Linked DNA regions of Homo sapiens: region 2 is linked to region 1. Evidence: chromatin loops called from intact Hi-C (ENCODE). Cell type or tissue: PC-3. All regions are shown on one strand. Links, peaks and the distances in the headings refer to the core of each region. The heading gives the core; the rest is flanking DNA. Region 1 has its middle 130 kb from the start of TNFSF18. Region 2 has its middle 190 kb from the start of TNFSF18.

Evidence for each region. Hi-C counts contacts between places; a loop is a spot of excess contacts. Peaks named below come from ENCODE experiments on the same cell type or tissue, not always from the same donor. Only the 100,000 strongest peaks of a DNase experiment are listed, where the experiment ranks them.
Region 2: it touches region 1 in a loop (6-fold over the local background); 3 of 110 quality-filtered maps call a loop at or near these places.

The regions. Positions count from the first base shown.
Region 1 is chr1:172,917,115-172,920,041 of GRCh38, forward strand. No RefSeq gene overlaps it. Among named protein-coding and RNA genes, the nearest start is that of TNFSF18, 130 kb to the right of the region's middle. In PC-3, for the core only: no CTCF peak of the experiment used is centred there; a DNase peak (open chromatin) is centred at 1,057; H3K4me3 peaks cover 902 bases; H3K27ac peaks cover 1,899 bases.
Region 2 is chr1:172,857,782-172,860,708 of GRCh38, forward strand. No RefSeq gene overlaps it. Among named protein-coding and RNA genes, the nearest start is that of TNFSF18, 190 kb to the right of the region's middle. In PC-3, for the core only: CTCF peaks have their summits at 1,687 and 1,907; a DNase peak (open chromatin) is centred at 1,570; H3K27ac peaks cover 835 bases.

The DNA.
Region 1 (2,927 bases), core at 101-2,600:
GCACACACTTGTTTTTTATCCATACTTTTCCTTCTCCTCTCTCCTTTGCCTGACTCCTACCCCTTTCACATCTTGGCATGGATATGACTTCCTTAAAGACATTGACCTGCTCCCCCTCTACCCTGCCCTTTACTGAATGAAGTTCCCCACCCTATTATGTGTCCCCAAAGCACCTGTGCTAACTCTATCATGACAGTTCTTAGATAGTATGGAAATTGTCTGTGTGGTTACCTGGTGGCTTGTTGCAACATTACAAATTAGCTCCTCAAAGACTGGAACTGTGTCTTGTCGATATGTGAACCTCAGCTAGACACTTAGTAGCTGCTTGGTCAACGACAGCCGAACAAAAATCAAATAGAAAGTTGGATGGAAAGATGGATGGATGGATGGATGGGTGGGTGAGTGGATGAGTCTAAAGAGAAGCTTGAAGGATTCTGGATGAACTGGATGCCTTGTTCCTTCATCTTTTGGATTTTTTCTTAGCTTTTTCTCAAAATGTTTACCTTGTGGATCTCTAGTCTAGTTCTGAAGTGGTGTTAATTGCTTTTATTTTTTTTTTTTATTTCCTTCAGGCTGGGAGACTCCCAAGGAAAACTGACTTAAAGTCCCTAATTTGAACTGGAAAAAGGACCCCATTGATGCAGTTAGTTTCTTCCCATTGATGCATTTAGTTTCTTACTCTTGAGACTGAAAGTTGACCTATTTTTCAGTTGGTAGGTAAGTTGGGAAATTTTTAAAGCTTATGCAAACTTCACTCTTGGCATTATTGGCCTTGAAGAAATGTTACGAAGACTTCTCTTTGGAAAGTGAGTTTGCTGGAAGTAGCAACACACTCCTGTGATAGAGACAAGTATAGAATATTCCTTCCACACCTGTATTGCCTTCTCCAGAACTGCATTTTAACAATTCAATATTTTCTCATTGGCAAGCACTCTCTTGTTGGTTGTATTCATCTCAGGGAGTTACATTTTTCTCTTATGAGTTCGACATTCTTTCAACCGTGTTCTGCCAGTGAGTCATAGGGACCCAGTGCATTTCAGGAGCTATAGACCAGAAGTTGAGCATATTGTTCCAAATACTTGGATCTGCATTTTAATATTGTGACTAAGTGGGCTCAGGGCACATTTCAGCAGAAGGCACTTTTGCATTTTATTGTGGGCAACTTCCTACCACCTCCACCCAGAACAATGAATGGAGTTGAGGTTTTCCCATTTATTCATATCTGGTATCTCTGTGCCAAAGTGACATCCACACAATGTTTTCTCATATTTAAACAACACTGGTCACTTAATTACAGTTTAAAGTTAATTCAAGAGAAGGGCTATATACTAGTAGAAAAATAAGTTTTATCTGGATATTATAATTATGAGGCAATTAGTAATTTCTTGGTGGCTTTTTGGGATCAGTCTCACTACTTCTTAGTCTCACCTTAATCAGTCTCATTAGTTAATTCAGAAAATAATCAAACCTTAACATATGTTTTCACTTTTACTTCTTAGCTGTGTTTTTGGAGCTAGGCAACATGGTACACTCAAAGAATGTAGAAGAATTAAATACCATAAGGTACCCGGTTGCATGATCTCATTACACCCTGTTCTTTGTCTTTATAGCAATGGCACAGTTGGATATTGTGTTTCTTGGTTTATTTACTTTAAATATCTCTCTCCCACTAAACCGTAAAGTCCAGGAGACCCAAAGGTGTGTTTGTTTATCCAAAGTCTAAAACAGTGCCCTCCACATTGTGGGCTCCCCATAAATAATTGATAAACGAATAAAACAAATGATCAGTTAGCATCTACTTAACAGAAAGCAAGCCCATAGAGCGTCTTTTGAATATCTGCAATTGTTCCATTCCAGGATTGAAAGGAGGCCCACAGAGCTCTACATGCCTCTAGTGAGACCCTTCCCAGGCTCCCAAACTCATGTTTAATACTCCTCCAAAACTTACCACCACAAACTGCCTAAGGACTAAATGCAAGAAGGCGCTGTAGTCAGAATCGATCATCTGCCTTCACCTTGGAGTCTTTAGGGCATGCCCTCAGGTTATCCTGCCTCTCTTCTCCTCACACTGCTCGTTATATTTCCTACTTTGACTCCATCTCCCATCTCTTCCCAGGCAGGTCCCCCAAACCCTTTCTCTGGTTTCTCTTCTTATGGTCAAGCCTCAACAATATCTCCAGTATACACAGCCTCTTCTCTCGCAACTCTCTTCATTAGCTTGTCCTAAGTGAAATCCGGGTCTCCTTTAAACATACTGCTTCTCCCACATCCCTTTCAAGTGAAGATGTTTTTTTTCCTCTCATAAACCTTGTACTATATACTAGAGATGAGATATGTGTCTTTGATTCTCAGTGCTTCTCCCAAATATTGTTAATCCTTTAAAAACATTATCTGAAAATGCCTGCCAGTAGATTCCATACTCATCACCTACCTACCTCCTAAGCCCTAAGTCTCACCTCTCTTTTCAATAAAAAATTTTAGCCTCCAGTTCACCATGTTTTTCCTCACCCACTACTCTTATCAGAATTTTTGATTACTTCAATATCCACAGGGACAATCCATTCTATACTTGTTCTCTCAGTCCCTTGATCTCTTTCCCAATGCTCTTAAATGCTACCCCAGCTCACCTCAGTCATCTACTCCCAGAGTTATACCCTAGACCATATACTTTGCAAGAACCAAATCTCCCTCAAAACTCTCTGATCCCTACTTGCATGTTTCCAATTCAGTTCTTCTTGTAACCCTCCTCCACTGCCCATGGAATCTTTTCCATTCACTGTTTCCTCTTTTCATTGCTCATTATCCCTTCCACAGCTGCTCTTCTCACCTTTCTCAGTTTAATCGATTGGTTCATTATCCTCATCATTGCTCTGTCACATACACCTTCAACTGCCTCATCCCTTTAGATCTTCATTACATTCACGTGG
Region 2 (2,927 bases), core at 191-2,690, 59 kb before region 1:
ATTTTGAAAAGTTCTGGCCTTGGAGATGAATATAACCAGGTCTGAAGAAAAGAGGTTTAGAGTTCATGTTTATAGTTTAGGAAATGAGGAGGAGCCAGCACAGGTGAGATTGAGAAAGAAAGGTCAGGGAAGTAGGAGGGGAACCAGTCCCACCTGGATGCCACAAGGTCTGTATTCCTGCTCCCAGTCCCTGGCTCTGGTCCTCTCTCACCTTACCTTTCCTGGCTGCTCCTCTCTCCCTTCACCCCTTCATCCCATAGATAGGCATGAACATATCCCCCTCACTGCCAAAAGGCTATTGTGTTTAATTGACCTATGCTGTATGTTTGGGAATATCATGGTGGGATTACAACACAATGCAGAGACAACAGACAAATGCAATATTAGACATATTATTTTCTTAACATTCCTTCGCAATCCACAACATAGCAAATTTGTCACTGGTTGCTTTTCTTGTTTAGGCCTTAGGTGGCTCCAAACCACTGTTTCTCTCAGGACTGCCCACCACACGCTCTTTGCTCGGGCCTCATTTTAGTCTCCTTTCCCCCAGTGTCTAGCCAGGAGAGAATGCCAAAATTCTGTTTATTAAACAAAGAAATATAGCTCTGCCTTTGAGCTATCTTTCTCTTTCAGACTAAACACCAGGTCTAATTTTACATTAAGTAAAGGCTTATTAAAGTATTTCTAAAGACAAAATAAGTTCTCTCCCCCTAAATAATTCTGAATTCCTCTTTGGGAAATCAGCCTAAATATTTACAGCTTTCAAAAACACAAGTTTCCCCACTCCTGGCTTTATATGTCTATTTCTATGTACCATGTCATGCTTTTTCAAGCATTGTACCCCAAGAATAATTTTTTTTAAAAAAGAGTTCTATCAGTTGCAACAATTTGATAGAGTACAACAATTGGTGATGACAATACGATTTCTATGATATTTGGTCATTTTAATTTTGAAATTACTAATTATACAATTTAATATCAAAATGAGTATATATAAAAAAGTATAATTTTAACCAAATATTGAAAAATGTATTTTTAAAAATGCCAGCCCACTTAAAACTTAAAAAATCTAACATAATAGTTAATAAGTATATTTAAGGCAGGAAATCTCATATCATGACAAGATTAAATTAAGAAAACACAAGTTTGGGCCAGGCGTGGTGGCTCACACCTGTAATCCCAGCACTTTGGGAGGCCGAGGTGGGCGGATCATAAGGTCAGAAGATCGAGACCATCCTGGCTAACACAGTGAAACCCCGTCTCTACTAAAAAATACAAAAAAATTAGCCGGGTGTGGTGGCGGGTGCCTGTAGTCCCAGCTACTTGGGAGGCTGAGGCAGGAGAATGGCGTGAACCTGGGAGGCAGAGCTTGCAGTGAGCTGAGATCGCGCCACTGCATTCCAGCATGGGTGACAGAGCAAGACTCTGTCTCAAAAAATAAAAAAAGAAAACACAAGTTTGCTGTCAGAGATAAGGCTCCCAGTACTACAACAAAGAAACTGCTTATAAAAGATGATTATGTGGTTATAGAACTCATGCCAAAGGAATCAGTAATTGCACATTACATTAGGAAATACAGTCATAGATTAGGTTTCCAGTTTGTATGTTTAAGCTAAATTCCACATTGTTTGAATCTAAGGTTGCATCAGCATTTAAAAAAAAAGGTGAAGTGATTATGGAAAATGCTCTTGTTTAGACAGGGGTCAGTCTGGTCTGCTGCCTGTTTTGTAAATTTTTATTGGAACACAGCAAAACCTATTTGTTTAATATTGCTTCAGGCTGTTTTCACACTACAACTGTTGGATTGAGTAGTTACAAAAGATACTCACCCACAGCCCACTGAGACTAAAATGTTTATTACCTGCCCCTTTATAGACAAAGAAACAGTACAAGAAGGAATCTCAGAACATCAAGAAGGAAGAAAGAACACAGTAAACAAAAATATGGGTAAATATATTAGGTTTTAATTCTCCTAGAGTTTTTTCTATTATGTTTGATAGTTGAAGGAAAAATTATATTTTATAACTGGCTTCATATGTAGAAGAAATATTTAAGGAAATTACATTATTAACAGGGGAGGATAAAGGGGCACTTTATTTCAACTGGTAAAATGACTATGACAGTGGACTGTGATAAGTTATGTATGTAAACATAATACCTAAAGAAACCACTAAAAAAAACTATATAAAAGATATAATTAAAAACTCTAAAGCTAATCAAAGAGGAAATGTAAAAACTTCTCTAGCATACCAGACGAAGACAAGAGAAAGAAAACAAAGAAATAACAGAAATGCAAAGCAGAAAACAAAAATTAAGTGGTAGATTTAAGTCTTAATATATCAATAATTACCTTAAATGTAGTCTAACTATACCAATTGCAAGTCAGAGATTGCACAGTACACTAAAAATTATGAAAACTATATGTTGTCTACAAGAAACTCACTTAAAATATAATGATATAGGCAGGTTGAAAATTAAAATGGTAGAAAAGGTATCTTACAAACATTAATCAAAAGAAACAAGTGGCTATATTACTATCAAATAATTTAGATTCAAGAGCAAAGAAAATTGCAAAACAGAGAGATTATATAATTAGGGGATGACTCCATGAAGAAGACAGAGCAATATTAAATGTAAATGCACCAAGCAACAGAGAAGTAAAATATTTGAAGCAAAAACTGAAAATAACTAGACAAATCCACAATTATAGTTGTAAACTTCAACACAAGTCTGTCAAAACTGAAAACTAGACAAAAAAAGCAAGACTATAGAATTAAACAACAGCATCTAACAAAATATAATTGACATTTATAGAACAATTCATCCAACAGCAGCAGAACTCTTTGCAAATTCCAAAGAAACACACACCAAGATCGACTATATCTTGATCCTAAAATTAAAAAACAGAAAAACTCAACAAATTTAAA